Linked DNA regions of Mus musculus: all the other regions are linked to region 3. The links are chromatin loops, found by intact Hi-C in ENCODE. Cell type or tissue: heart. All regions are shown on one strand.

Region 1 (8,000 bases), 61 kb before region 3:
GGGCTGGGCCTGGGTGGCAGCAGAAAATCTGGAGATTCCATAATGAATCACCCCCTTCCCCAAGCTTCCCTCCTAGTTCTCGAGGCCTGCCTGTAAGGAGAAAGCAGCGTCTCCGGGCTGTCTGTCAGTTAGTAAGCCAGCATCTCAGGCAAACAAACACTGATCAGAACCTGGAGCACTGGCAGAGACAGGCAGAGCCTAGGGGCTCTCTGAAGAATCAGAGTCAGAAGGGCAGGAACTTAAAGCAGGGCTAAACTTGGGATCGTGATCAGGGTGAGAAGCACTCATTATGGGGCTTTGTGAGGTGCCAAGGTCTCCAGGATTCACAGGGTGGAATAGGAGAACTGACTTCTGCATGTACACCATAGTGCATCTACACATATACACACGCACCAACACACACACATACACACACACACACACACACACACACACACACACACACACACACACGAGCACACACAAATAGATAAAATAAGAAAAAGAAGAAGAAATTTGCTATGAGGATATCGCTCAGTGGTAGAGTATTTGCTTAGTATATACTAAGGCCCTAGGTTCATTCCCTAGACCTGCAAATTCTGAATCCTAGAAACAAATCAAGTCATATTCTACTGTGGTAGGAGTCACGGCAATCATTGCAAAACCCTTGGTGATGGTGATGGTGATGACGATGTAAACTGCATGCATTGTGGAGAAGACTTCTCCTCAGGACTAATGGAGTGGTCAAAGGAACCCTCTGTGAGTTGGTTCTCTCCTTAACCATTTGGGTCTGTCCTAGTGATTGAACCCAGGTCAATCAGGTACAGGTACAGGCTTAGCGCCAAGTACCTTCACCAGCTAACTCATCATACCAATTCAAGATTTTTCATTTGATTTTTTTTAAAATTGAGATTTCTTTTTAATGGCTCACTTTGTAGACCAAGCTGGCCTCAAACTCAAAGAGATCCACCTGCCTTTATCTTGAGAGTGGTAGGATTAAGCCGGGCGGAGGTGGCACACGCCTTTAATCCCAGCACTTGGGAGGCAGAGGCAGAGGCAGGTGGATTTCTGAGTTTGAGGCCAGCCTGGTCTACAAAAGTGAGTTCTAGGACAGCCAGGGCTATACAGAGAAACCTTGTCTCGAAGACCCCCCCCCCAAACAAAACAAAACAAAACAAAACAAAACAAAAGCAAAAGCAAAAGCAAAAACAAAAACAAAAAAAAAAAGAGTGGTAGGATTAAAGTATGTGCCATTCTGCTCTGTCCTGGGTTGAATTTTTCTGTTTAGATTTACTTATTTATATTTTAGGTGGCCTGGAGGGATAGCTCAGCCAGTTAAGAGTATGACCATCTATGAAGGGATCTGATGCCCTCTTCTGGCACGTAACTGTACATGCAACAGCGCACTTATACATAAAATAAACTTAACAAAAATAAAAAGAAATATATTTTATGTGTATGGGTGTCTTGTTTATATGTATGTTTGTGTATGACATGCAGGTGTAGGCCAGAAGAGAGTGTCGGATCTCCTAGAATAGTTACAGTAGGTGCTGGGTGTGAAACCTGTGTCCTCTGGGAAAAGCAGCCAGCGCTCTTAATCACTGAAGCAGTCTGTAGCCCCTGAGTTGAGATTTGATAAGTAATGAGATTTTATTTCTTCAGTGCTGGGTACGGCTCTTCATCAGGGAGCCAAGCTCTTAGCCCCTCACTGGAGGTTCTATGCAGGGATTCTTCTCTTAGGCTGCATTCCCAGCCCACCTCCTCTCTCCTTAAGATTTATTTTATTTATGAGTACACTGTCGCCGTCTTCAGACACACCAGAAGAGGGCATCGGATCCCATTACAGAGGTTGTGAGCCACCATGTCACCACTGGGAAATGAACTCGGGACCTCTGAAGCAACAGTCAGTGCTCTTAACCGCTGAGCCATCTCTCCAGCCCTGTGTCTGTTTTTTTTTAATTCAGTTCTAGATCTTACATATATTACTGAATAGAGCCAGCTAATGGGCTGACTGTTTTCGTAAACATTTTTTGGTGGTATATAAAATTTATATGATATAAAATTGCATTATTTAAACAGTTTTTAAATAGGTGAGCTATTTTTATTTGAGTTTTGTTGATGGAGATGGAATTATCATGTGTGATAAACATTTGTTCTCTCATCCCAGCTCAAAATTTTTAATGGGTATAAAAAAAATCAAACTCTGTGTGTGTGTGTGTGTGTCTGTCTGTCTGTCTGTCTGTCTGTCTTAGTCACCACTGTTCTACTGCTGTGAAGAGACATCATGACTGTGGCAACTCTTATAAAAGAAAGCATTGTTTTTAAATGGGGGCTTGTTTACAGTTTCAGAGGTTTAGCCTATTATCATCAGGACAGGGATCATGGCAGCAGGCATGGCAGGCATGGTTCTGGATAAGTAGTTGGAGAGCTACATCGTGATCCACAGACAGAGAGACATTGGGCCTGGCGTGAGCTTTTGAAACCTCAAAGCCTACCCCAAGTGACGTGTTTCCGCCAACAAAGCCATACCTCTTAATCCTTTTAAACAGTGCTGCTCCCTGGTGACTCAGCATTCTAACACATGAGCCTATGGGACCACTCTTATTCAGACCGTCATAGGAGGGAAAGGCACCTGCTCTCAAACCTGACAACATGATTTTAATTGTGCCCCACTCCCAATCCATATGGTAGAAGGAGAGGACTAATCTCTCAAGTTGTTTCTGACCTTCAATATGTACACGCTGGCATCAATCAACCAACCAACCAACCAATCAATCAATCAATCAATCAACATAACTTAAAAAGATATGTTCAGGCCTAGAGAGATGGTTCAGTGATTAAGAACATCGTTCTTGTACCTGGGTTTGGTTCCCAGAACATACACCAGTAACTCCAGTTTCAGATGATCTGATATTTACTTCTGATCTCTGCAGGCACCAGACAGGCATGTAGCCTACAGACATGCATGCAGGTAAAGGAATCATATAAATAACACAAATAAATCATGCACACACACACACACACACACACACACACACACACACACACACACACACACGAGATGGCTCAGTGGGTGAAGCCTGCAGACTTGAGTTCCATGAAGCCTACATGGTGGGAGGGAACAGTAACTCCTGCCCTTTTTGTCTGTGACCTCCATATATATGCCATGCACGTGCCCTTCCCCAATGTATACGTGATAGGGAATGTAAAAGAGTCCTAATGTAAGGGTTTGTTGTTCGCTGGAGAATCATGCTTCAGACCCAAATGGTGTGCAAAAGCCAGGAGCGTTTTATTCTGCAGAAGCCCAGCATGTTGGAATCTCTCATTCCAAAATGGAGAGAACCAAGTGAGCTTGCACATTAGGGGAATTCCGGGATAGGTGAGCTTTCTCTTACTCTATCTCTAGGCATTCCAGAACCATTATCGGGGCGTGAAGGCTGGAGCCTGGGTTTTTCTATTAGTAATTGACTTGCCTGGGCTTCCCTGGACTTCCCAGTTCTTAGGCCTAATCAATCTCCTTAACTGTCAATTTGAAGTCTGTCATGGAGTCAGTCTGTCTCATCTCTCTCACTACAGCTAGTCAATGTGAGAAGAATAAGAAATGCCAGAGTGTTCGGCATTAAATGGGTCATTCACCTCCTCCCTAAGGCTTAGGGATCTTGGAAGAGGAGGAGGCAGAAAGATTGCAAGAACCAGAGGTCATGGGTGACTGCCACGAAACTGTCTTCTGGACATGACAGGGGACACCTGGCACACATGAACTCATGGTGGCTGAGATGCATACACAATCGAAGACAGAATCACAGCATGAAGTGGTGGGGTGGTCAGGAAGTCCCACCCTAGCTGAGAGGCTGTTTACCAGTAGCCAAGTGATGGCTGTCGGGAGGGGGTGAGTCAGTTTCCTTTAAGGTTGTGGCATCTGAGAGACTGCTCACGTTCCAGTAGATGATCCTACATCCATGAGATACAGGCAGCATTTAGTGTTAACTCACTGGGTTAAAAAAAATTTACATGAAATTGGGAGGGAGTTGAGTAGTAGGAGATAAGGCAGGAATTGGAGGTGATGGGAGAGAGAGATTTGATTAAAACACATTGCATGCATGTATGAAATTCTTAAACAGTAAAAACTCATTTAAAACATTTAACAAATTCCTGGTCTGCCTCTACTTCTAGTAAGTAGTTTCATGACTTGCCCTCATTCCGTCCACCTTGAGAATGGAAGGAGAGCCCCTCCCATAGACACTGTGAAGGTGGAATCAGGCCACAGAGATGCAACACTGTGTGGGCTGGGATTGAGGAACAGGGCCCTGGGAGTGCGTGGGAGGGTGTGCTCAGGGTTCTCTGTCCTACACATCTGTCTCAGAGGCCCCAGCTATGGCAGAGTCTAGCCAATGGGCGTAATCCATCTCATTAACCTGATGTCAGGGCTCCCACATCTGAGGCAAATCCGGGCCCACAGGACTCCATTATTTCCTCATCTGGAGCGCCCCTAGATTCCTGTGGGCTTCCGGGCCTCAGGGCCGGGACTGAAGCCCATCTAGAGCAGCTGCCAAGCTGTTGAAGCTGGTTTAGGCCAGCACAGGGATTAGAGGAGTCCAGAGTACCAAAGGAAATAAAAGCTGTTTGCTGTTGGAGCTGCTGACTCTCTGCCTCCAGGAGTCTCCAATAGGCAATAGGTGTCCTGAGCTGAGTTTCTGGAAGGGATGGGAGAGATTTAATCATCCAGGCATCTCATCCTGGAACTGGGAAGAAGTTTTGTAAATGAAGATGCAGGACTTTATGTAGATGTGTGAGCTCAGTCCGTGAGGGAGTGCTAGGGCCCAGGTTGAGTGGAGTAAATGGGCCTGGAGGGGAGGGCCTGGGCAAATAACCCCCACTGCCCACAGGCTAACTTGGTGTCACTCCCTCAAAAGAGGGACACAGGAGACAGGCACATTGACACTGGAGAGTTGGAGACAGGAGGATCAGAAGTTCAGGCCAGATTCAGTTACACATTGAATTCATTGCCATCCTAGTCTGGATAAGATAATGTCCAAGAGAGAGTTTCTTTGTTTTGTTTTGTTGTTTGTTTTTCAAAATAGGGTTTTTCTGTGTAGCCTTGGCTGCCCTGGAACTTGTTCTGTAGATCAGGCTGGCTTTGAATTCACAGAGATCTACCTGCCTCTGCCTCTTGAGTGCTGGGATTAAAGGTGTGTGCCCTTAACCACTGATCCATTTTTCCACCACCCATTCCTCTCCCCATCCCCAGACAGGGTTTCTCTGTGTGGCCTTGGCTGTCCTGGAACTAGTACTGTAGACCAGGCTGGCCTTGAACACACAGAGATCCACCTGTATCTGCCTCCTGAGTGCTGGGACTAAAGGTGTGCACCACCACGACCCCACTTTTAAAATAAAAAGATTATTATTTATTGTTATGTCTTAGATGTTTCACCTGCATGTATGCCTGTGTACCATGTTCATGCATAGCCCACAGAGTCCAGAGAGGGTGTCTAATTTCTTGAGTTACAGACAGTTGTGAGTGGCCACGTGGGTACTCAAAATCAAATCCAGGTCCTTTGGAAGAGCAGATGTTGCTCTTAGTCACAGTGCCATCTCTCTGTCCTCCCACCTGCCTCCCCCCAAACCCCCATCACAGGCAGGCTCCACCATGATGCTAGGTTTCCCTTCCCATTACCTGCTCTTTGAGAATTTCCTTCTTTTGATCATACCAATTTATCTCAGATCCTTCCTCTCTTTTTTCCCAACTTCATTTTCTCGTTGTTTAAAAACAACCCACTAAGTCCAATTGGAACTGCTCTTGTAGGAAAGGGTGTGGAGCCATCTGGATCAGGGCCATCATCAAGGGGCCACATTCTTGAAAAAATTCCTACTTTCTCTACCTCAGAGCCATCCACTGTCAGCAGCCCCTCCTCCTTTCATGCTGGAAGTTCTAACTGGCTTGATCTTGTGCAAGAAGTCACAGTTGCTGAGACTCACATCCAGCGGATAGCTCCCCTCCCCAGCTTCCAGCTCTCACATTTTTCTTGCCCCCTCTTCCAGGACGTTCCCTAGGCCTCGGAGGGAGGAGCTAGTGTAGATGCCCCATTTAGGGTTGAACATTCACGGAGACCTTATTCTCTGCCTTCTAACTGCTGCCCACGGCGAAAGAATCTTCCCTGGCCAAGGTGGGGATGAACTTCATCTTGTCTCTTGCCAAGTAGAAGCTTTTTAGCCACTCCCTTTGCTGTTTTCTCCTCCAGAGTTTAAGTGGTAAGGCTTCTTGTCTGCCATCTTACTCAGAGGTCCTGCATCCTGTTTCTTGAGACAGAGAGAGCCTCACAGTAATAGAAGTGTCCTGGAACTCACTGCATAGCCCTGGCTGGCCCTTGACATTCAATGCACATAATATAAAAAAACAAATTAAAAAGAAAAATATGTATCTTGCACACGAATCATTGGCACACATTTTGTTTTGGGTTTTACTTGTTACTATGTAATTCTGGCTGGCCTCCATTCATTTTGTAACCCAGGTTGCCCAAGAATTTGTGAGTGATTCTCTTGCTTCTGCTCCTAGAGTCCAAGGATTCCAGACATGAAATTATTGGTTTAGGTTGGGCATGGTAGTGTATGTCTTCAATCTCAGTACTTGGAAGGCAGAGGCGGGAGGATCTGTGAGTTGCCGGGCAGCGTAGTCTACACAGCAAGTTTGAAACCAGCCAGGGCTACATAGCGGGGCCTTGTCTCAGGTTTTGTTTTATTAGCACATGCTATGGCATCCATCTGGAGAGTAGAGGACAACTCTGTGCATCGCCATGGATCAACTCAGGCTTGGGCAACAAGTACTTTTACCTGCTAAGTCATCTTACTGGCCTGGCTTATATATTTTTTATTTATTTGTTTTTTTGTCATTTAATGTAGAAACATCATGTCTTAGTTTGGGTTTTACTGCTGTGAACAGACACCATGGCCAAGGTAATTCTTTTTTTTTTTTCTTTTTTTTTTTTTTAAGTTCTCCAAGATGGGCTTGTTTAGGTGTTGAAGGGAAAGGCTCAGCAACTTTTATTTACGCACTCATTAGAGAAGATGAGCAAAGGTCAGAGCACCTCTGAGCTCGGACACCGACTTGGTTTACTTCTGTCTTTCCTACCGACTAGGGTTGGTGCTAAAGACTGGGTTCCAGGGCACCTTGCGTCTACCACGTGCGAGCAAGGCCCTCCCGGCATCAATACTCAGGCCTGGTCTTGCCTCCAGTCTTAGGGTGGGCTCGTGGAGTACTGCTTTATCAGCTGCTTGTGACCAGGATTACACACTCGCTCAGGCTGGATGCTTGAAGGAAGAGGCAGTTCATTTGTTGACCAAGGTAATTCTTAGAAGGATGACATTTAATTGGGGCTGGCGTACAAGGTTCAGAGGTTCAGTCTATTTTCATCAAGGCAGGAGCATGGCAACGTCCAGGCAGGCATGATGCAGCAGGAACTGAGAGTTCTACATCTTGATCCAAAGGCAAACAGGAAAAGACTGGCTTCCAGACATCTAGGAAGAGGGTCTTAAAGCCCATGCCCACAGTGACACACCTACTCCAACAGGGCTATACCTCCAAATAGTGCCACTCCCTGGGCCAAACATATTCAAACCACTACACATCACCTTTGTTGATAGTTTAGGATTACAATAGACTATTTATATTCTTATATGTGGGTAAGTGAATAAATTGTGCTATATAACACCAATTTCCTTTTCTCATGGCTTTTATAACTTTACATGCCAACTAATAAAAATGAGTGTGTAAAGTACCCCCACTCTCCACTATACCCCACTCAAAATAGCAGTCATCAAGAAAACAGGAAAACATGATTGCTCAGTGGGTAAATATGCCTGCTGCCAAGCCCGGCAGCCTGAATTCAGTCCCCAGAGCTCGCATGGTGGAAGGGAAGACCTGACTCCCACATGCTTTCCTTTTACCTGCAGATAAGCACCAAGGCAGTTCTCATGCGCATACACATACCCACTAAAGTAATGAGTTAACTAATTTTTAGAGGAAA
Region 2 (8,000 bases), 150 kb before region 3:
ACTAGGAGCCACACTCACCATAATCACAGGTGGGCTGGGCACTGGTGTCACAGTACGTAGACTGCAAAGTGGTTTCGGATCCTTGGACAAAACCTAAACATATGCACAAGGTGGTTAATTTTCCCAAAGCAGCCATAAGAAAGTGAGCAACTGAAATAGCATTTTAATACAGATTAGCAGACAAGTCTCCCTTCAGTTCAGAAACCTCTAAAACCTATAGATTCCATACTTTAATTAGACCTCTGAACACATTAATCAGTACAGACAGGTCATGCTTAACTTGTTACAATGACTATGAAAAAACGTGTAAACATTTAAGCTACTAGTCTATTTTGGTGCATAAAATGAATCCAAAATATCATTCAGTTACATAAGGAATCAAATCATTATTATAAATAAAGCTACTTCTGACCAGGCAGTGGTGGTGCACCTTGGGAGGAAGAGGCAGATGGATTTCTCTGAGTTCAAGGCTAACCTGGTCTACAGAGTGAGTTCTAGGACAGCCAGGGCTACACAGAGAAACCCTGTCTCGAAAATTTCTTTTAAAGAGAGAGAGAGGGAGGGGCCGGGGAGAAAAGCTACTTCCATTTCAAACAAACATTGGGTTAGTTTTGAAATTATGTTAATACTAATCTTTGCACCTCCTTGCCTGGCTGTTTCTGTATTTTGATAGAGTGTCTCACTTGAGACCAAGGCTGGTGTCAAATTCACAGTATCTCTCCTGTTTCAGTGTCCTGGGTATTATAAACATAAGCCACCTGACTTACAATTTTAGTTTCCCCATATGAAGAAGTATGTACTGATGGGTAAGAATTCCATCTTCAAGTTTTATCCTTAGACCTCATTGCTGAAACATATTACCTATGTTTCACATGTTTATATGGAAATAAGTATACTAAATATAGTGTGAGCATCTCTACCCTAAAATCTGGTTTTTAGTTTTCTTGTTTGTTTTTTGAGACAGGACTTCTCTTGAGTAGCCTGGATGCCCTGGACGTCCTTCTGCCACCCGAGTGCCTGGATTAAAGGTGTGTAGCACCACACCTGGCTCTAACCTAAAATCTTTTTTTGTTTTTCAAGATAAGAGTTTCTCTGTGCAGCCCTGGCTGTCCTGCAACTTGCTATGTAGACCAGGCTGGCTTCAAACTCAGAGATCCACCTGCATTCCGAGTGATGGAATTGAAAGCATGAACCTAAATTCTCTCTTTCTCTTTTTAAATAAAAGATATGTGCCTAAATTCTCTCTTTATGAAATTATTTATATTTATCTGGTGCTTTCCTTGCATGTATTTCTGTATGACGGTGTATATCCCTTGGAACAGGAGTTACAGACCATTGTGAACTGCCATGTGGATACTTGGAATTGAACCTGGGTCCTCTGGAAGAACAGCCAGTGCTCTTAACTGCTGAGCCATCTTCCCAGCCCCTAACCTAAAAATTTAAAGCCTTACTTAAAAAGCAAAACTTTTTGTTTCGTATAGTTTATCTGTATAGCCCTGGCTGTCCTGGAACTCACTCTGCAGACCAGGCTGGCCTCGAAATCAGTCCCCCTGCTTCTGCTGGGATTATAGGACAGCCACACTTGGCACCGAAGTCTAAATCTTTCTAATTACCAACTTGAGGCTACAAAGGAATATTCCACACTGGACCTGACTTTCCTTATGTGACAGGTTGCAATCCAAATGCAAGTAAACAAAATCACATAATTTATTTTATATAAATTACTATCAGGCAACTGGGCACGATGGTACACACATGTAATCCCAGCACTCAGGAGGCAGAGGTTAGGGGATCTTTTTGTGAGTTCAAAGCCAGCCAGGGCTACATAGTAAGATCCTGTTTCAAAACAAAACCAACCAGCCAGACAGTGGTACTGCACGCCTTTAATCCCAGCACTTGGGATGCAGAGGCAGGCGGATTTCTGAGTTCGAGGCCAGCCTGGTCTACAGAGTGAGTTCCAGGACAGCCAGGGCGACACAGAGAAACCCTGTCTCAAAAAACAAAAAAACAAAAAAACAAAACCCAAACCAAAACCAGTCAAAATAAAAACCTTCAGGCTATGTATACAGATGCATATGAAATGTAAATGATTTACTGTTTAGTCTTGGGTCTGACCCAAGACATCACTAGGGGTAGTCCAAAATCCAAAAAATATCTCAAAGTCCTTTTGGTCTGAAGCATTTAGATAAGGGACACTCATTGCTCAGTGGTCACTATGAAGCCAGACACAGTACACCTTTAATCCTATTCTCTGGGAAGGCAGAAGCAGGAGGATTGTGAGTTTTAGGAAGGCCTTGTCTAACATATGTATCTTGTACATCTTTTCACTTAGTGCTGAAATGATTAAAACACTAAGCCCTTGACTCAAAAATCAATGACAGCATTTCCAATAAAAATAAGTTACAACCGAAGCATATCAAACACCAATCATGTGGGTACAGATTCCCATACTGCTGCTGCTCAGTGAAGGTTACAGCCTACATGCCAGCACTCACGAGGCTGAGGCACAAGTTCTGCCATGGGTTCAAGGTGCTGAAACAGGGTGAGACACCCCTGAAACACACACACACACAAAACCACAGCAACCATAGTCAATATTGCACACTGAATAAATGCTTCCCTGCTGGGTGCTTTAGCTGCAGGTCTCAGTTCATCCTCATTAAGACCCTGTTCCCTGTCCAAAATTCTTTGAAAAGTCAGTACTTTTTAAGTCCAAAAAAAAAAAAAAAAAAAAAACAAAACAAAACAAAACACTACAAATCGAGGACTCTCAGAACTGGGAAGGAGGCTGGATACCTCCAGGCTTCCAACCATAGCAGTTCATAAGCAGAGTAAGTGCCCTCTGCAAACGTGAACAATTTTACACCGAGGCCACAGGGACCCGGGAGAATGAATACCGTTTATGTATGTGGTGCAAAATCAATACGGTTTCTGCTTTGAGGTCCTTGAGTTGAGTTAATCTCAAGGCCTTGGCAAGCTAGGCCAACACTACATCACTAAGCTGTCCCTAGTGTATTCAGTTACAGGGTACCACCTTGACCCCAGGTGAAGAGACCATACTTCTTCAGGGTAGAATTGCAAATACATCCAGCTACAAGGACTCCAAAAAAGAAAGCTGTGGACTCAACTTCAGCTTTACTTTCCAAGGAGAGGAACTGAGCCCAGGTCTTGGGGAAAGAGAAAACACAAATATAGAGACCGAGTCTTTGCCATCCTTCCTAAAGAGATTGTGTCCAATTAGATTTTTCCCACCCCTGGGGGTCCAGGGCCTTCTCAAGATGCTTAAATTTTAAGTACTAATGATTTAATAGCTGTCTATAAAAACCACTGGGGTGGGGAGTGCAACTGGAGAGATGGTTCAGTGGTCAAGAGTACTGCTCTTCCAGTGGGCCAGGACCCCAATCCCAGAAGCCATGGGGGTGGCTCATAATCATCTTTACCCTTAGTTTTATAGAGTTACAGGCGCTCACATGGCAGTGCACAGACACACACATTCAGGAAAAACACTCATATGAACAAAATTAAATAAACAAATTTATTAAAAAAAAAAAACACTGAAGGGTTGGAAATATGCTGCTCAATTGTGAGGACGAGAGTCAGATCCTAGAACCCATGTCAGGCGGCTCACTCACAACCCTCCGTTAACTCCAGTTTCAAGGGACCCATGTTCTCTTCTGGTCCCAAGGGGCACCTTCATACATGGCTGACACACTCACACAAACACATACATGTAGATGCAGACAGATACATGTAAATAAAGTAAAGTATGTTGTGGTGGAAGCCATACTATGCGCTTCAGGCTGCAGAGTTGCAGCCCTACCCTTTATCCACTAGATGTCAGTAGCACTGCATACCAGTCCCCCACCTCCACCCCCCCCCTGCCCATACACACATTATATAGATAAGACAAAACAGGACTCCAGATATTGCCAAATGTACCCCTGGGAGGTGTGAGGCAGGCAAAATCACCCTGGTTGAGAACCACTGGCCTAGAGGATGGTTGTTAAAAATCCCAAGGTTCTTGGCAAGCATTTGACCCAGGGGCTTAGGAGGACTGGCATAAAGCTCAGGTTCCATTGAAAGCCTTAAACATTCCAAACAGAATGTGGGTTATCCAGCAACCACTTAAGTTCAAGCCTGAAATACCTCCAGTAAAGTGGGAGGCACTGTCTGTGGCACTGACTGATAAGTTTCATTGGCAAACCCAGGGAGCCTTGGCAACTAACTCACTCAAGAATGATTCTACAGTCACTCAAGCATATTCCACACCCCTCACCATGCTCCTCACCCACCTTCCTCTTTGCTCAAATATCACTGATCTAAGTAGGTAGGCGGTTCCAGCCCAGTATGTTTTACAGCGACAGCTATCTTTACTCTTTCCTATTTTGCTTACATCTCTTCTTAAACGTCACCCTTCCCAGAGGCTTCAAAGCTCTCCGTGTAATGGCTGAATCTCTTCAGGATACCCAAGACCCAAAATAATATATTTATTGTATTTTGTCTGTCCTCGCCTATAAGATGCTTAAGAAATTCTTGTCAGCATTCAGTGTCTATTCAGCACCTGATTCGGTAAGTTGAGTGGAAAGTAGTCATTCGTCACCAGGGTTCAAGCTTGCTCTCTAAAGCTCCCTGCAACGGTTCAGAGCCTTCATATAGATTTACAGATTCTCACCGCCCCCTGGGGGAGTGAGGTAGGGGAGGTTGGCTCTCCCCCCCTCCCGCTTTATACCAGATGAAGTGGGGGGAGTGCCATGAGTAAGGGTCTGCGACGTTTTGCACAGAAACTGCTCAAGGGAGGCAATGGCGACAGCAGCCGCCCCAACGGACTGATCTCAGAAGCTCAGGCCTGAGAAGCGACGTCTTAGACGTGGGTGTCCGTGGGGCACTAGCCAGGGAATGACGAACGGAGGTGCGGGAAGCCTGAACCTAACGTTGAGGCCCAAGACCTACGGTCACAGAAGACACAAGCAAATCCTTGAGTAGCCAGGAGAGTCCAAGATGCCCGGCTGAGGTCAGTGAGAGCCGAAGCTTGAGGGATGCGACCCCGAAGGGAAGAGCCTAAGACGCCATTTTGTGACCACAGAGGGCAATGACCACGACACTACAAGAGGAGATCCTAGCATGACTCAGCCCGTCCTGACGCCCCGGCCCAGAGCGCTGCCTTCACCCTGTTGGGCCTACCTGTGTAGCTCATGGCCGCAGAGAACACCCGAGCCGTGGACACAGACCGCTACTCTGCGCGTCTGACGCCACAACAATCCCTGGGGTCCTTCCACACACGCTCCAGCCCCGCCTCCTTATCTCATTGGCTTCTGCAAACCTCGGACTTCACGCCTATTGGTTTCGCTACCTGTCTATTTTTACACCTCTTCGTGACAGTGGTTGGAGATACTGCCAACCCCCGACGACCCCGCCTTACTCTCCGCCTCCTGTTAACAAAAACCTGCGCCAATAGGCCAAGGGGAGAAGATGGAAAGGTTCGAAGGGGCGGAGCTGCATGCAACCTAGAGGTCCGAGCCCACGCGTGTGCTCGCCTGGTGTGTGCGAGCGAGACACTTGCCAGCGTGAGCAGAGACGACCGTCTTGCGCCCCGCCACTGAAATGAAGTCAAGAATGGTAAAGCCATGTTGAAAGGAGAAAATTAGTATCTAACTGCTAAACAAGGTCCTGACAAACGTTATGTGAGATAACGTTAAAACAAACGAAGAAGGCCATGTGTAGTAGCTGACTTCTGTAACCCCAGAATACCGGAGCCTGAGACAGAATGACTCGAGTTTGAGGTCAGATTATACTATATGAATTCTAAGCCACTCTGGGTTCCAGTGAGTCCCCGTTTCAAGGAGGGGTAAAGAATTAGGGCCAGTTTCACAAAGTAAATAGTAAATATTATTTTCTTATTAATCGTTACATAACAATTAATAGTGTTTGTAAGGATATAGCTTGGTGGAAAAACATTTTATCCTAGCATGTACAGAAGGCCTTATGTGAGCTCTCCAACTGCAAAATAAAGATGCTTTTGAAAATTTTATGTGTATTAGTGTTTTGCTTGCGCGTGTCTGTGTGAGGGTGTCAGATCACCTGAACTGGAGTTTCAGACAGCCCTGAGCTGCCATGAAGGTACTGGGAATTGAACCTGGGTCCTCTGGGAAAACAGCTAGTGCTCTTAACTGCTGAGCCATCTCTCCTGCCTCTCAAAAACCACTTTAAAAATAACTGTTTATGTGTATGCTATTTGTTATACAAGTAGTATATCTCAATGTATCATATATTATTGCAAATGCTTGACATAAGAACCTATGTTCAATGCTCAGCTCCACAAAACGAAAAATGTAACCCAGTACCAGCCTTGTTCTAAGCACTATGCCTGGCTCCTCCTGGCTGTGTGGAAAGTCACCATGGGAGGTATCCTTGGAAGAACCCTAAAAATAAAACAATGGATAAACTACAGCAAGCTCTGCTTCTATGATTCATGTACCTTCTTATGGTTTTGAGAAATGTTAAAGTAGGTGTTCTATTGGTATTAAGGAATGTTTATCAATTCTTTTTAGGCTTATGTATTTGTTTTGCTTGAATATATGTCTATGCAACTACATGCACCCCCAGTGCCTGAGGTGGTCAGAAGAGGGTACTGGATACCCTGGAGTTACTGTGAGCTGCCATGTGGGTGCTGGGAACCAAATCCAAGTTCTCTGTAAGAGCAGTGTGTGTTCTTTGCCATTGAGCCACCTCTCAGTTCTTGTTAGCAGTTTCTTTAGGGGTAATAACAATGGCATTCTTTAAAAGGCCTAGATCCTTCAAAGAAACATACTGAAATAGTTGATATGATAGCCAAAACTGTTCTTCACAATTTAGTTGGGGCAGGGGAGGTAGAGAAGTATAGATTAGGCTGTTGCTGTGATTAAAAGGGCTTGTTTTTACCATTTGTCCAGATACAATGTCCTGACGATAATTTCTCCCCACTTTTGCAAAAGAAAGCCAGTTGCAGTGGACCATGTGCATGTGACCCGGGAACATGCGACATAAGTCCGCTTTATGTGTACTGCCTCTTTGGAGTGCCATACTTTCTGGAATCCTAGATAAAGTACAGCCCCATGATATCTCTAGATCCTGCAGTTTACTTTGTAGCACTTGGTGTGATTTCACCCAAGGTCTTGTTTAATTTCTGATGTCCTCACAGGTTGAGCTTAGCCTAAAAGTTAAGATTGTTTCTTTGAGACCATGGAGTGGTTTAAGCAAAGACTTAAGCTATGCTCAGGAGTTTTAGGAAAAGGTCTGTTGTGAGAATGGTATACGATCCTTGCAAAAATATACAGCTATCAGTGTAGAGTAACGTGTTACTGTGTACAAAGATACAGCTGGCTACTACCTATGTAGTAGGTAGGAAGGACTTCCATGTTACTACTTCTGTCACTGGAACTTTTAAAATTTGTCGCCTTTATATTTTAAAAAAATGGATTTTATATTTTAAATTGCTATGAAGAAACATGTTTGGGTCAGTTCTTAGCATGAGAAATCCCACTTCTTTTCCTGTCTTGGATATGACCAATGACAGTAAAGGATGAGAAGAGCCACCATACAAAAGAACACATTCCTGGGCTAAGAGCACCCCTGCAGGCTTGTCACTGAGCCTGTTAAACCCTCCTCCCCAGGCATAAAGACACAGTAGGGGAGGAGAGAAAAACAGGGTTGGGAGGGACCTGCTGCTGCCCAGAGTTGTCCACACCTAATTAGATTATCCCACTTTCCAGCACTTGGCTGGTTAGTGAGGATGATGAACTGAAAAGATACAAGGAATAAAAAAGTAGGAGATAACAGAATCTTATTACCTTAGAAATGTTCAGTAAACATTAGCTGAGCAAGAAAATAGCATTGTTTAAAGAAATAAAGTCAGGCTGGGCAAGTCAGGTACTGGTAGTGGGCAAGCCTTTGATCCAGGTGGATCCCTTGATTTTGAGGCCAGCCTAGTTTATAGAGTTCCAGGACAGCCAGGGCTACACAGA
Region 3 (8,000 bases):
GCGTATGCCCTCATGGACCTTAAAGTAAAGCTCACGACAACTAGCCAATAGATAAGATCATTTTGGGCATTGCTAAATGTTCTAAGGAGGTACAAACAGATGAGGTGGGAGGAATTACTCTCAAGAAATCCAGAGAGGCCCCAAAGACAAGGTAATGTTTGAACTGAGACCTAATGAGTATGAAGAACAGGCCTGTTCAAGGCTGAGAAGACATTAAGTGCAAAAGCCCTGAGGTAGAAAAAGAGCCTGGGTGCGTGACAACAGGGGACAGGCATGAATAGTTTGAAGTGTGTGTGATAGATTGGAACAAATGGCCCCAAGGTGTTCCAGCTATAGGGGTCCTCAGAGGTTGAGGTGCAGGTGGGCTGGATGGTTGGGACAGTCCTCAGACTCACCCAGGCAATCTTGTCTAGGTATACAATCCTTACCGTTTTGACCCGGACACCCCACAGCAGCGCTCTCCACTGGCCTTTGTACCTTTCTCAGCAGGTCCCAGGTAAGGACCCAAACTAACCCCAAACATGGGAGGGGCAGAGTCATTGTCGGATCAGGAGTGTGCCCCATGGAAGCAGGGACCAAGCGACACCCACAAGTAATTTTAGGCAACTCAAGTCCTTTCTGCTTCCCTAACTGAACCAAGAGGTTCCGAATCAGACTGCAATTCCGTCCTTGAGAACAGGGTACTCCTCCATTATGTCGGACCCCGGGTTCTGGACTCACATACTTCCAATAGCTCTGTGATGCTGTCATCATTCGGGTTCTACAGAGGAAGGAACTGAAGCTTAGATAAGGGCGCTCATCTGTCAGGATGCATTGGTAGTAGTAAGCTGTGTGTTAGGATTTGAACGTTTGACTCCATTGTTGCACATCCTAAGAATTCTTGAGTCTCATTTGAACCCTTCCTTCAGGAATTGCATCGGGCAGAGCTTCGCCATGGCAGAGATGCGTGTAGTCGTGGCGCTGACACTGCTGCGCTTCCGCCTGAGCGTGGACCGAACCCACAAGGTGCGGAGGAAGCCGGAGCTTATTCTACGCACGGAGAACGGCCTTTGGCTCAATGTAGAGCCTCTACCCTCACGGGCCTGAGTGCGCCCTTGCTCCGCGGATCCTGGGATTCAGGGATTCAGGCTCCGCCCGCTCAGGCCTAGATCACGCCTCCAATAGCATGGATCCGCCCCCAAGATATTGAGGGCGTTGACTACGCTCCTCGAAAGTACTGGAGGACAAAGCTTTGTTTGTAGAGGAGTATCTTGTTGGTGCTGACTTCGCCCCTCAGGACAAGACTCCACCCTTGGGATTTGATTCCACCCTCTGAGGTCGAAATTACGCTTTGAATTATTGTCACCGGCCCTCAGCTTGAGGGAATGATGCTAGGCCACGCCCCACTCGGGCCTAGGCCACGCCCCAGTCAGATTACCCTGGCCCTGCGGATTCTGATTCCTAGGCCCAGCTCACAGAAACTTGGACCTAAGACTCACCACTGGGGTTGTATCCTCTGGCTTTCCCTCTGCCTATGCCCAAGTTAGCTTCTAAATGGAGGATTTAGAAGCCGGAGTCTGAGGTTGCAGTCCTGAATCTTCAACATCCTTTCCCAAGACCCACAGCTCCATGAAAGGACAGTTCAAGCTCTCAGGATTTAGGCTGTTTGCTTTGTTGTTTTGTAAACCTGGGCCCTTGCAAGCCCCTTCCTTCTTGGTCACCGTCCCTTTGCTGAGTTTTCTCAATTTTAAGAGTGAGAGTAAAAGCAAGAGGATCCAAACACCGTCCATCTCATCCGGTCCTAGATTTGGAGCCCAAGGTGGGGAGGTGGGCCTCTTGACAGTCGGGAAGCAACTGGGACATACTTATTTGATCTGGAACTAAACTCAGGTTTTTTTTTGGGACAATTTGTGCTCCGTTTATTTGGTCAATAGATTGCATATTAATTCAATGTCTACTGGCATGGGGCCAGGCATCCAGCCCAGCCTAGTTCTTCCTTCTCATCAGAGAGGATCAGAAGTTGAACAATTATACCTGTGAATGATTATTCACAATGCATGCATGACACATGCTTCAAACATGAGACCCCTGGTTCTGGGTGAATGTGACAGAGGTATGGGGGGTGGAGGATCACGGGAAGTCTGAGGCTGAAGTAAGAGCAGAAGTTGAGTGGACTGTGGGAAGGGAAGAGTGTCCCAGGCAGAGGAACAGTGTCAGCAAAGGCCTGGGTTGGGAAAGAGCACAAAAAGTTCACAGCAGTTTTAGTGTCTGTTAAATGAGATAATCAGAAGTCATCCAAACCATGGAGCAATGCGTGGATCAGGTGCAAACACGCGGGAAGACAATTGAGCTCTGGCAAGAGTCATTCTATCTCAAGTTCAAGGCCAGCTAGGGCCAGGTGGACACCCAGTGTCCAAGAAAGCAAGGTCTAGGGATGTGTTGGGAATGGAGTGCTCACCCACCTCAGCCTGGGAAGAACACGGGAAGCATTAGGTCTCATCTGAATCTCATTACAGTAACTGTAACATCTGGGTGTGGGAGCAGACTGGAGGAAGGGTAGTGGGCAGAGAGCAACAGGGAGTCATGGAAGGTATGAGCAGGCACTGGGAAAGACATGGTCAGCCCGGGCTTCGTATCAATGGAATGACTCTTGCCACGACTCAGTTGTATTCCCACATGCCCTTGGTTAATAGCCACAGTTTGGATGACTCTGATTGTCTCATTTAATAGATGCTAAAACAGGTCTCAGAGGGGAGCAACTCACTCAATATCCTTATCTTGGGGTCTCAGCACAGATCCTCTGTCCAGCAGGTGCCTAGAGGATCTGCTAAACTGAATTTAATGACCGTGGCAGTGGCAGAGCTGCCTTGTGTCCTGGTGGCATGTGATGGGGTCGTCGGCTGATGTCCACTGTCCACGGTGTTTGCCGGCTGAGTAGTAAGCTTACAGACTTCAATCCTAGCCACTAGCTCTTACAGTGTCGCCAGGATGGAGGAGCTCCTACAAGCCCGTCATTCTCCAAAGACTTCTCAGTTTTTTTCATATGTAACCTTGTCCTCCTCCAGAGACATGACAAAACAAAACAATCACAAAAATTTGGTTTGGGAAGGCAGTATTTATGAGAGCTAATCCTGGTCAGGGCCTTTTCTAGAGGTGGCCTTGGGCAGCAGACTGCTCTTCTCTGCTCCTCAATTTTCCCTGGTACTGTGAGTCTTGCAGTATCATAAAGTTTGAAATTAATGAACCTCGTGAAGGTGAATAAATGAGAGGAGGAAGGGAGAGGTGGGGCCACAGTTCAAGCCACACCTTTATGCCCTCCTGCCAACACTCTTTCTTAAGGCAGGGTTTCAGGTGGCACCATTAGGCCTGCATATACAGTCTGTGTGATTGATGCTTTTAAGAGGAGGCTGGGGAGGAGGTTCCCTGTTTCTCTCATATGTGTGTAAGAGGCTCCCTCTGCTGGTCAGAGGCACCAGGCTATAAAGTTAATTCCTCCAAGAATTCTCATGTTTATGTGTGAATGCCCACAGATATGCTACATCTTATGTGCACTGGTGATCCTGAATGTGTCTAAGTGACAGCATGCACACATCTTAGTGTCTGTGTGTGTATATATGTAATATGTGTTCATGTGTTTGTGGCAAAGCAGGAAAAATACCATTCACTGTGCCTGCAACCTTCCACACCAGCTGTGCTTATGGTCAATGTCACAGCTCCATGCCCCAGTAACTAGCCTTGATCCTTGTTGTGCAGGCTCCACACTCTAGAGAGACACTGCCTTTGAAGCAGTACTGGGTCTTCACTGCATTGTAAACTTCCTTCACGTTGCCCTTGGCTCCCGTCTCTCTTTCCTACTCCACTTCCCCAGGAATGTTTCTGATGTTTCCTGGGATACCCTCCCAAAAAGATGCTTGGCAGTTGAAGCCTTGTCTTAGGATTGCTGCCAAGTAAAGTCTTTACCCTGGAATCCTTAGATCAGGATCTGCTGCTGGTGAGTTTAAACTAAGATACAGTGATGGCCCCTCCAGATCCTTTAGTGCTGTGGATTGGACTCCTCAACCCATGGAGATTCAGGGTCCTGGTACTCAGGTGGGCAAGGAGTCAGCAAGATGACAAACAGACATGGACACCAGAGAGAGTGCTGTATTCGAATGTAATGTCTCAAAGCGAGCATCAGACTTATAACCCAGAAGAAAAACAAGGAAGTTAGGTGATACATCAGCCAAGGTACATTGAGATGCATAATGACTCTTTACACAAAACAGAGAAAATGCATACATAAAAGGTAACAGGAACCAGGCAGTGTTTACAACTGAGATAAGATCAGTCCTATCTAAAGTCAACTATTCACAAGAGCCAGGTGAAAGTGCTAATATGCTCAGGTGTAATTCTGGTCTATTGTACAACCCACCACCAGGGGTTTTCCGCTCTAGCTAACCTTTTCTTGAATAATACAATTCTCTAGTTCCTCCTTAAACCACAACCCTCCTTCTTCCTAGACCATTGTAAATTCCTGCATATAGGAGTGACTCGGCTGTAATTCCAAGTTTACTTTGTTGAACTAGCCCTGAGAGTTTTAGCTCTTATCCAGTAAAATACTGCAAGAAAGCATGCAAGACCTTCCACACTATCGCAGGGACAAATCTGTTTATGGGGCACCAGAGACTCTCCAGGAGACAAGTTTCTGTAAAACTTTTTGCCTCAGGATTGTGGCCAAGCTTTTGGACTTGCCACGAAGACTTCACTGGAGTGGGTATGGCACTTTAGTCCTATTCTTGTATCCTGATTACCAAGGAGGTATTTGAGATCAGAGTATAGTTAAGTCTTAAACCCTGGAACAAATGACTGAAGTGCCTATTTGACATATCAAAGTGGGTCTGATCTCCAGGTTCTCTCAGCATCTCTCAGCCCCTACCTGTTACAGGATCCTTGCATACCCTGTTCCTACACTGAACTCTCTAGCCAGATGGTGGTAGTGGTGAATGGGTCGCTGGGTTGGGCTGTTTTTACCTATATAATCCAACCATTTTGGTTACCCAGCCCTTTTGTCCCTTTGCCCTCTTGGGTGTTGCACCTTGTTTCCTCTTGTAGTAGTTTGAATATGTTTGGCTCAGGGAGTGGCACTATTTGAAGGTGTGGCCTTGGAGTAGGTGTGTTACTGTGGGTGTGGGCTTTAAGACTCTCACCCTAGCTGCCTGGAAGTCAGTATTCTGCTAACAACTTTCAGATGAAGATGTAGAACTCTCAGCTCCTCCTGCACCATGCCTACCTTAATCTCACCTTGATGATACAGGACCGAACCACTGAACCTTTAAGCTGGTCCCAATTAAATGTCGTTCTTTTAAGAGTTGCCTTGGTCATGGTGTCTGTATACATCAGTAAAACCCTAAGACAGACACATAATTAACATTTTTAGTTTTATATTTTTTTGCTAACTTGATTATGTGTTTCTTGAACATCAACTTCATAGATGTCAATGCCCTGTGAAAACATCAAAATATTACTGTTGACTCTTTCTCTAAAGAACCAGTCCAGGGATGAAAGCTAACGCTCCTCTCCTTGACTCTGGCCAGTCCACATGACTTCCCGGATGTGGCATTTATATCATAGAAGGTCCACAGTTTCCTTCCAGTCCCACTACACTACAAGATCTTGACCCCAATAGACATGTTAAGAGGAAACCCAAGTAGCCACAAGGAGAGGCCTTGTCTGAAAGGCCATGAGATCCCCAACTGTTTGTCCACCATAAGAGTCAGCCATCTTGGAAATGGCTCCTTCCTATTCTGATGAGCTGCTTTGTTCAATAGAACATAGATAATACTGTTCAATAGAACATAGATAATACTGTTCAATAGATCACAGAATGCTAGCCCTACTGAGCCCTCCCCAAAGTATGAATTTCTACACGTATAAGCAATTTCCCCTAATCACTACTTTTTTACAACCAGCCAGGGAGGGATGGAGGGAAAAGGAGGGGGTGTTTACCATACTACTTAACACATGGTTAGAATAGACAGAATGAAGCACGTGGTTAACACCTGCTTTATGAAAGATTGACGGCATAGGCACCAGCTATGATGCTGTGTCCTTTGGCACACAGTCAAGGAACTCACTGCTGAAAAACCCCCTCACAAGTTCTCTGACTCTTAGCAGGCTATTAGGAAAGCAATGTGCACCTGGCTTGGTGTAAGACAGACCAAGGTCAAAGCTGGGCTCTGCTAGTCATCAGCAAGTGATTCACACTTGAATGGAAAAAATAATAATAAAGAAAGGATATGTCTGCCCCTAGGTATGGTAGAGAAGGATGTTTATTGTAGATAAAAGGGAGAGCATAGCCAGAGGCAGAGATTTCTAAGAGTCCAGAATGAACATAATCTGACTGAGCTGAGCCATGTGAGCCATTCTGTTCATTTCTGAGCTGAGCTATTCTGTTCATTTTCTTGAACACGATGTGACTTCACACTTTTCTATGGGTAGATAACACTCCATTGTATTTATATGGTACATGTTCAATAAACACGTACCAAATAATAAACAACTCAACAGCTTCAGGAAGTCCTAGAAACTGACTAGATTCATCAGGCCCCCACCTTTTCCAAGCTGATGTAAGCTGTAAAAATAGTGGAGAGACTCTTTGACCTATTGAGTTACCTGCAAGTTGTACATGTAGTGAGCTTTAGGATTCCAGCTTTTTTTCGAGCTGTCATCCTTGTTAATAAAAGCTTTTGGTGATGCAGCTGGCTTTGAATCATCTTTGCTAGTGTAGGGAATCCTCACCCACACTTCCATAAGTTGGACTTTTGCTGCACCTTTATTCTGGTCTGTTGTTGGTTCCCTGTGTGGGATGAGTGAACATTTGTTTACATCTCCCCAGGAACAGTATCGCTCAACGACACAACACTTAATTTTTAAAATTAATTAATTAAATGAGTAGGAATGTTTTGCCCACATGTATCGTACAACCTGTGTTTCATGGGGGCCAGAAGAGGTCACCAGATCTCCTGGGACCAGTGTCACAGACAGCTGTGAACAGCTACATGGGTGCTGGGAATCAATTTCAGGTCCTCCACAAGAGAAGCCAGTGTTCTTAAATGCTGAGCTATCTCTTCAGTCCACATAGCACTTTTTCTTAAAAAGCAAGTTGCATATTTCCAATACATAATAGCTCAGAATAAATTTTGCACTACAAGATGGAGAAACGAGACTACAATAAGCCTGAAAGCCATCAAGAAAAGCAGAAAACCATCCGTATCTGGCACCTAGGGCTTATGATCAACTCATCTGGGCTCCAACAGTCCTGCCTCTTCAGCCCTGCCTGCTGAAGCTCACATAGACTCTTTCTTGGGCCAGTTTCACTGTGTGCCTGATGTTCTTCTCAGTGGCTATCCAATGGTTCTGTATTTCTAGCATCTTATGGTTTCTACTGGGGATTAGGCTTGATCTTCCCAGTTTTGAGCAACTGCATCTCACATCCATCTTGCAGGAAATCTTACCTGAATACACAGTGCTTGGCCTCAGAGGTTTTCTGGAATTTTGGTGTAAATCTTCACTGTTGCCACATTGAAGCTGCTAAGTTCTGCTGCCAGCTGGAGATATAATCTTAATTTCTTCAACTGCTGTGACCTCTGCGTGCCTTTGAGTTTAACCTTGGGGGGGGGGGAATCCCTCTAAGTGGCCATTTTGCAGTAGGAATCCCTTCAGCAATATTCCTCACATATGTGTGTGTGTGTGTGTGTGTGTGTGTGTGTGTGTGTGTGTGTGTGTGTGAATTAATGAATTAATTAAGTATGGCACACACAAGAAGGTCATAAGACAACATTGAGGTGTTAGCTCTGTCCATCCAACATGGGATCAGACATCAGGCTACTGAGCCACTTCACTGGCCCATGGATATATTGGAACCATTTATGGTTGGAGCCTTGTGGTAGGACATATCTTGTGGGTCCTAATGCAAAGCTGGGTGTTTCAGCTGCCCTTCTGTGTAAGCTGGAGTCCTAAAGGTGTAGGTTCCAACAGATGTG

What was found. A loop is a pair of places that touch in the nucleus more often than their neighbours do. Peaks named below come from ENCODE experiments on the same cell type or tissue, not always from the same donor. Only the 100,000 strongest peaks of a DNase experiment are listed, where the experiment ranks them.
Region 1: it touches region 3 in a loop (2.3-fold over the local background); 5 of 42 quality-filtered maps call a loop at or near these places.
Region 2: it touches region 3 in a loop (8-fold over the local background); 32 of 42 quality-filtered maps call a loop at or near these places.

Annotation. Positions count from the first base shown.
Region 1 is chr17:32,430,831-32,438,830 of GRCm38, forward strand. No RefSeq gene overlaps it. Among named protein-coding and RNA genes, the nearest start is that of Pglyrp2, 14 kb to the left of the region's middle. In heart, a CTCF peak has its summit at 1,363 (motif pointing left); DNase peaks (open chromatin) are centred at 3,721 and 4,511.
Region 2 is chr17:32,345,306-32,353,305 of GRCm38, forward strand. It overlaps Akap8l (A kinase (PRKA) anchor protein 8-like), which reads right to left and starts at 5,272. Exons shown (of 14, transcript NM_017476.2): 1 at 5,182-5,272; 2 at 19-93. The coding sequence starts at 5,194. In heart, a CTCF peak has its summit at 3,795 (motif pointing right); DNase peaks (open chromatin) are centred at 3,946 and 5,346; H3K4me3 peaks cover 2,467 bases; H3K27ac peaks cover 1,958 bases.
Region 3 is chr17:32,491,394-32,499,393 of GRCm38, forward strand. Cyp4f39 (cytochrome P450, family 4, subfamily f, polypeptide 39) reads left to right here. Exons shown (of 14, transcript NM_177307.3): 13 at 414-496; 14 at 909-1,927. The coding sequence ends at 1,086. Among named protein-coding and RNA genes, the nearest start is that of Cyp4f17, 11 kb to the right of the region's middle. In heart, a CTCF peak has its summit at 3,442 (motif pointing left); DNase peaks (open chromatin) are centred at 1,148 and 3,388; H3K4me3 peaks cover 1,041 bases; H3K27me3 peaks cover 728 bases.